Linked DNA regions of Homo sapiens: regions 2 and 3 are each linked to region 1. A link is a loop called in an ENCODE intact Hi-C map of the cell type or tissue named here. Cell type or tissue: endothelial cell of umbilical vein. All regions are shown on one strand. Region 1 overlaps MAN2A1 (mannosidase alpha class 2A member 1). Region 2 has its middle 33 kb from the start of MAN2A1. Region 3 overlaps MAN2A1 (mannosidase alpha class 2A member 1).

The links. A loop is a pair of places that touch in the nucleus more often than their neighbours do. Peaks named below come from ENCODE experiments on the same cell type or tissue, not always from the same donor. Only the 100,000 strongest peaks of a DNase experiment are listed, where the experiment ranks them.
Region 2: a loop joins it to region 1, with 8 times the contacts of the local background. A loop is called at or near these places in 1 of 110 quality-filtered maps.
Region 3: it touches region 1 in a loop (5-fold over the local background); 1 of 110 quality-filtered maps calls a loop at or near these places.

The regions. Positions count from the first base shown.
Region 1 is chr5:109,758,439-109,760,938 of GRCh38, forward strand. All of the region lies in intron 5 of MAN2A1 (mannosidase alpha class 2A member 1), which reads left to right. Among named protein-coding and RNA genes, the nearest start is that of MAN2A1-DT, 69 kb to the left of the region's middle. In endothelial cell of umbilical vein, no CTCF peak of the experiment used is centred here; a DNase peak (open chromatin) is centred at 1,073; H3K27ac peaks cover 1,272 bases.
Region 2 is chr5:109,655,536-109,658,035 of GRCh38, forward strand. No RefSeq gene overlaps it. Among named protein-coding and RNA genes, the nearest start is that of MAN2A1, 33 kb to the right of the region's middle. In endothelial cell of umbilical vein, no CTCF peak of the experiment used is centred here; a DNase peak (open chromatin) is centred at 1,486; H3K27ac peaks cover 1,323 bases.
Region 3 is chr5:109,864,417-109,866,916 of GRCh38, forward strand. It overlaps MAN2A1 (mannosidase alpha class 2A member 1), which reads left to right. Exons shown (of 22, transcript NM_002372.4): 21 at 620-730; 22 at 2,430-2,500. Among named protein-coding and RNA genes, the nearest start is that of LINC01848, 18 kb to the right of the region's middle. In endothelial cell of umbilical vein, no CTCF peak of the experiment used is centred here; DNase peaks (open chromatin) are centred at 1,405 and 1,875; H3K27ac peaks cover 2,147 bases.

The DNA.
Region 1 (2,500 bases):
GTGATTTACAAATTTATTTTCTCATTCTGTGGTTTTTTCACTTTCTTGAAGGTGTCTTTTAGTGCACAAGTTTTAATTTTGAGGAAGTTTTTCTTCTGTTGCTTGTGCTTTTGATGCCATAGTAAGAAACTGTTGTTTAATCCTGAATTATAAAGATGTACTACTGTCTTTAAACTAGTTTTATGGTTTTAGCTCTTACATTTATGTCAGTGATTAAATTAACTAAATATTATATTTAGTTAATATTATATAGTTAATATATAATAGTTAATATAACTATTAATATAATTGTTATATTAACTAAAATATTAATTTTTAGTTAATATTTGTATATGATGTGAGGTAGAGTTTCATATTTATTTTTTTTGCATGTTGATACCCAGTTATTCCAATGCCACTTATTGGAAAAGATGATTCTTTCCTCACTGAATTGTCCTGGCACACTTGTTAACAGTTAGTTAACCATAATTATGAGAGTTTATTCCTGGACTCTCAGTTCTGTTTCCTTGACTTATATTTATGCCAGTACCGTACTGTCTTGATTACTATAGCTTGTATAAGCTTGACATTGGGAAGTCTGAGTTCTGCAACTTCCGTTCTTTTTTTAAACTTGTTTTTTCCATGTGAATTTTAGGCCAGTTTATCAATTTCTGCAAAAATATCAGCTAGAATTTTGCTAGTGGTTGTATTAAATCTGTAGGTCAATCTGGGGGAATATTGCCGTTTTAACAATGTCACATCTTCTGATATAGCAACATGGGATGGCTTTCCATTTAAGTAGATCATCGTTAATTTCTTTCAACAGTGTTTTATAGCTTTCAGTGTAAAAGTCCTGTACTTTTTTTGTTAAATATGTTCCTAGGCATTTTGTTTGTTTTACTGCCATTATAAATGGGATTGTTTTCTTAATTTCATTTTAGGATTATTCATTGCTAGTATGTAGAAATACAATTGATTTTTGTTAGTGATCTTATATCCTGTCACCAGCATGAAGTTTTTGGGATTCATTCTTGTTGTGTATGTTGGTAATCCATTTCCTTTTATTATTAATCCAGTTTCCTGTTGAACATTTGGGTTGCTTTCAGTTTTGAGCTATGGTGAATCATACTGTGATAAACATTTGTGCACAGGTCTTTTTATGGGCATATGTTTTCCTTCTCTTGGAGTGAAATGTTTACTAGCACTAGAATTGCTGGGCTATAGGATAAGTTTATGTTGCAGCTTATGTGAACTTTGAAAGAGTTTTCCAAAGTGGTGGTGCTATTTTATATTCCACCAACAACGAATTAGAGTTCTGATTGTTCCACATTTTTGCCAGTGTTTGCTGTGTGAGTCTTTTTTCTTAGAACCATGCTAGTGGGTATATAGTGATATTTCACTGTTATTTTAACATGCATTTCTATGATGACTAATGATGCTGAGTATGTTTTGTTGTGCTTATTGGCCAGTGGTATACCCTATTTTCAAGTTTCTAAGTCTTTTACCCATTCTTTTTATTTGAATTGTTGCTATATATATATATATATAGATAGATAGATAGATAGATAGATAGATAGATAGATAGATACTTTAAGTTCTGGGATACATGTGCAGAACATGCAGGTTTGTTACATAGGTTTACAACATGCCATAGTGGTTTGCTGCACCCATCAACCTGTCATCTATGTTAGGTATTTCTCCTAATGCTATCCCTTCCCTAGCCTCCCAGCCCCTGACGCCCCTGTGTGTCGTGTTCCCCTCTCTGTGTCCATGTGTTCTCATTGTTCGACTCCCACTTATGAGTGAGAACATGCGGTGTTTGGTTTTCTGTTCCTGTGTTAGTTTGCTGAGAATGATGGTTTCCAGCTTCATTCATATCCCTGCAAAGACATGAACTCATCCTTTTTATGGCTGCATAATATTCCATGGTGTATATGTGCCATATTTTCTTTATCCAGTTTATCATTGATGGGCATTTGGGTTGGTTCCAAGTCTTTGCTACTGTGAATAGTGCTGCAATAAACATACATGTGCATGTGTCTTTATGGTTGAATGATTTATAATCCTTTGGGTATATACCCAGTAATGGGATTGCTGTGTCAAATGGTATTTCTGGTTCTAGGTACTTGAGGAATCACCACACCGTCTTCCACAATGGTTGATTTATACTCCCACCAACAATGTAAAAGCATTCCTATTTCTCCACATCCTGTCCCGCATCTGTTGTTTCCTCACTTTTTAATGATCGCTTTTCTAACTGGGGTGAGATGGTATCTCATTGTGGTTTTGATTTGTATTTCTCTAATGACCAGTGATGATGAGCTTTTTTTCACGTTTGTTGGCTGCATAAATGTCTTCTTTTGAGAAGTGTCTGTTCATATCTTTCGCCCACTTTTTGGTGATATCCCCTTTATCATTTTTTATTGTGTCTATTTGATTCTTTTCTCTTTTATTCTTTATTAGTCTTACTAGCTATACTAGTAAAGGGTTGTTGCCTTTTTTAAAATTTGTAGATATTCTT
Region 2 (2,500 bases), 100 kb before region 1:
GGAATAAACATCAGACAATAAAGTTATATCTTGCATGTTTAATTGCTTGCATGTTTACCAAAATCACTCTTTTCATAACAATGAAATTCTTGCTCTTCTCCCTTATGAGTGTTTCCAAAGCAGTTTTAATTGTGACAAGGCAATCAAACAATGTCCTAAGTTCCTCGTTCTATTTTCCCTACCTTAATGCTTTTCTGGGTTTGATTCCTTCATACTCCCTGGTATATTTCCATGCAGATGATCTTATGTTTGGAAGCACAAAACAAGGCAAGGCTTTTGCCTTTAGACATGCTGTTGCTGCCAGAATCCCCTGTGAGCTCCCTTTTCCATTGTTTCCAAGCATAATAACAGGATCACCCAAGGGTCTTTATTAAAGCATTGGGGCCAAGATTGTACCACCAAAAACAGCCCTCTGGACTCACTTTTTTATACAATCTGGCTCCTCTATAACAAGCTTTCAGGTTATGTCGGTGATATGACTCACAAAGGGAAAGAATCTTCTGGCCTCCTGATGCACTGTCTTCCCAGAGTTAACTGATGTGCAGTGTGAATCCAGTGTTTCAGCATACATAACATAAAATGAAAAGGATTATATATAGTGAGCATTGCCAAACTGTACTGTCTGAGTAAGTGCAGGCCAACATACCCTTTAAAGGTAATTTGAACAATTATTTCCATTTCTGCTACATCTCCGAATTTCCCCTATCCTTATAGAATTCAGCCTGCAAATTGAAGGTCAAAGAATGTTCATCTCTGAATTTTATGGCATCTAAGTTTAAAAAACTGCACCCGTTCATCAAACTTTAGACCAAAAATCTATGTGTACTACCCTGTGTAAATTAAACCTCATTTTAGAAATGGGGTGAGGTGTTGATGGGGAGGAATGCCCAAAGATCAAGTAATTCAGAACCTCTTGGTGGTGGGGCCTGGATATGGGTATATTTTCAAAACTCTCCAGGTGACTCTAATACACAATTGGCAGGAATACCCTATGATAAAGGAAAATTGAGAGTGGTTTAGGTTCAGGGTTTGGGCACTCCTGCAATATCTGGACGTATCTATGTCTCCTAGCACTGAACTCCTACCATCAACCTCAATTAGTATGCTACAGAAACTTCAGTAATGCCATTGCCTTTTAAGCTGGTTGCCACCCTTCTGACCCTTTCCATCTAGACCATCTAGAAATTTTATTAGGTATGCTTTTGTGAAGGGTATTTATGAAGTGGCAATGACCCCAGACTCTCTCCTCCTTTCATGGCCAGAATAAACATTGGCCTTACTATAAAAAGAAATGCATGAAAAAACTGAGCTTACTCAGGGAGTAAAATTATTATTTGAATTACAGCAAAACAAGTTTGACTCTTTTTCTTGCCTTGCTTCTCTTTTCGTGTCGCCATGGGAGCACTTCCACATGACACATTTAGACCTAAGAAGGAACTGCCAGTTTCACACAAGAAGGAATGAACATGTTCACCGCAAACCACAGGAAGCATGACTGGCAGCTTCCTGGGCCAACCCAGAAATGTGGCTTGCACCAGGAATGATGGAATAGATTGTATCTCTTCCTTCTGTCATGCTTTTGTACTCTACTGGCAGAATTTTTTTTTGAAAAATGACATTCTTTATCCCATGTCCTTGATCAGAATGTTCCAGTAGAACTGCCGGTTGCAGAAAAAACTGTAATCTTCACAGTTCACCACTAAATGGTCTTACTCCTCGAGCCCAAAGCTACTAGTTCTAGCCTGATTTTCCACTACTTGTCTGCACTATTTCTTGCTGTTCCTCAAGTGAGTTCTTCTCTCTCCCACCCCACTTCTTTCCCTGTGCCTTATTCCTGGAATACCTTCTCTCCAAACCTCACTTCTCTTTCCAGCCTTGGTGTCCCCGACCACATCAGCATAGGCCTTCTCCTTTCCTGAAAGTTTGAGCCTGTATTCCTGCCAGACTGAGCATGAGCTTTGGACTCAGAGAGATCCACTTTAAAATCCTATGACCTTCAGGAAGTTCTTTCATTTTTTATCTTTAAAAAAAGGGGATGATAATAATACTCCTGGGGGTGGATTGCTGTAAGAATTATATGAGATCACATGTGAATGCACTTAGATGATCAATACATATTTGCCTTCCCTTTACCACTCAAATAGCATTGCTTTCTACTGTGGGTTTTTGAAAGCACATCTTACTGTCTCTATCAAAGCCTAGGGTCCTTGAAAGCAAGGGTTTTTTTTTTTTTTAAAAAATAACTTCTTTGAATACTCTCTAACACTAAGAAGAGTGCCTTGCATGTAGAAAGTACTCCACAAATATTTTTGATGGCTGAATAAATAAATAAATGAATTTTCTGGCTCTCTGTTGGATAAAAGATAATGGCATGGAGGGGGATATGATGGAGAGAGCCAGTTTACTTAAAATATAGTGCCTTGACAAAATGTTGTAACAATTAGCATCAATGATAATTATGGAAAACATATTAAATAACTTATCCGGTTATATACTAACC
Region 3 (2,500 bases), 110 kb after region 1:
TGCCTATCAACAATAGCTTCTGCAGTATCAATTTAAATGATACATCAAGCTGGTAAATGTGAGCTGGCCTACCAAGTGAAAGCATAACTAAATTTAAATAGCTCTGATATAAAAATAATGAATCAGTACATCAAAGATTAAGAATGCAGTTAGCAAAAATTAATGTTCAATAAAGAAGCATGTGTGACTTTTAAGTTAGATGGTATGTCATTCAATGACCAGATAAGGACTAAGTTCAGGTGCAGTTTATTCAACTGATGTGTGTGTTTGAAAAATAAGACGAAAACATAATGCTTTATTTGAATAAACTTTAATAAAACAATATATAATGTATGGACATAAGGAAACCTAAGTCCTCGGGGATTATAGGGGAAACCAAGGCATGAGGTTACCTAACAAGGAACCTTAGAACATAATCTTACCTGGCTCAGTACAAGTAGGAGAGAATGGTAGCAGGTGAATGGGCAGTGAGCATGGACCTGAGGAGAAATGAATTTGCCTAACTTTCTTGCTAAATAAATGTGCTTTTGGATGCTGACATCGAGAGAGTGGTGTGTGAAGTACCATAAATATTTGCTTTATTGTCTGCGCGGTGTGACTGCATTCTGCTCATTTGCAGGTGGGCAATGGGCACTCCAATGAGGCAGCCTTGATCCTCCACAGAAAAGGGTTTGATTGTCGGTTCTCTAGCAAAGGCACAGGGCTGTTTTGTTCTACTACTCAGGGAAAGGTAAGTTGAAAAGGTTATTTTTGCTTACTGTTAGTGTGCTTTGAAATCCTCTTTCTGCAAAGGATCTTGACAATAAGATCATGTTTCATTGCTTCTTTACTGTCTCAGTTTCATCAGTCTGCAAATTAGTTTGAATCTCCCCATCTGAAAAATGCACTTTCTCAAAACTTCAGCCTCCTTTCCTTGTTGACATCAAAAGGCATAGCTGGAATTTATGCACATTTGAAGGCAATGCTCTTGTTATTTCCTAGGCCTTCTATTTCCAGCCTACAAAGTGCCTTGCTCCCAGTCCCCCAGTTTTCTCCTCCCCTGAACCACACATGCTCACATATCATCTAGTTCAGCATTGGTAAACCTAAGTCCTACAGAGGCCAAGGCAAGTTTATAATAACTGAAGCTTATAGAGGTAGCCATAAAGAAGCAACTGGGAAAATTGAGACTGTAGGCTAGTGGGATAATCCACCCACAGCCCAGGAGGCAGCTGTACGTAGCGCCAATCAGTTGTTTTCCCTTGGGAAATAAATGTAGGTCTTGGTCTTCTGATTAATGCAGATTTGCATATGAGTCAACACACCGTGCAGGCCAAACAGATCCTCAGTCTGAACACAGCTTGCTGGCTGCCTATTGTTTATTTCTCTTCAAGTTGGTCTTTCTGGCAGTTCCATCAAGCCTGTCCTTGAAAGGAAACAAACCTCCAATCTCCTGCCTCTGTCACTGAAAGGGCCATGACTCAGAGAAGGCAGCTGGGCTGATTTAGGTACACAGGCAGGTCTGCCTCACCAGGCAGCTCAGCTGACCCAGCTTTCCTCCAAAACCTCATAAATAATGCTGTAGACCAGACTCAAGTGATTCAGTTCCAACCCTACAAATTAGCATGTGTGTGGGGTCCAAAAAGATAAGAAAAATGTGGTAGGAGCCCTGAACCTACTTAGATAGATTAGCTTCTACATTTCTTTTACCCTACCCTGCTTGGAGCTGGTGCCAAGAAAGCACTGATATTTTTATTACTTTTTTATTATACTGTATTTGCACTCTATTGTATTGTTGATGATCTAAGTTTACTTGGTTCTGAGCATTCTGACATTAAGGCCTTGAGTCATAAGGGGGTTATACGATCCAGAGAGACAGATAACATGGCAGCGGTGAGGGAAATACTTTCCAAATGACCTGTCCACCTCTATAGACTGGGACTCAATGACATAATGATCCCTCCTTGTAGTGAGCCTGTGTGCTCTCTCTTAACTCTGTTGGAACAGGAAAAAGTGGTTGAGGACTACCATTGTTAGGGGTAAGTATTGACTAAAAGAGAATGAGGATGTTTTTAAAGCTTCTTGGCCATTGGAGGTCCTTTCTTTTATTGAAAAAGCCCCTGTGCATGATAAAATTCTCAAGCAATACAAAAAGGAATGCAGAATATGTTGCTCATGACCATTACTGGTTTCCTGTTCCCTTCCAAGCGTAGTCTGTATGTTCAAGCATGTATATATGTATATTTAATTCACCCTTTTTTCTGTAAAAGAGAACTTATATATGTATATTTAATAACATATATGTATATTTAATCCACCCTTTTTTCCTCAAAAGAGAACTTCAACATACTGTTTTATTCCTTCTCATACTAATTTTCACAGAATATGTAGTTGTGCTGCTAATCTTCAAAGTTGATCTAAATATGTAAATTTTATCATTTACTTTTCAGATATTGGTACAGAAACTTTTAAACAAGTTTATTGTCGAAAGTCTCACACCTTCATCACTATCCTTGATGCA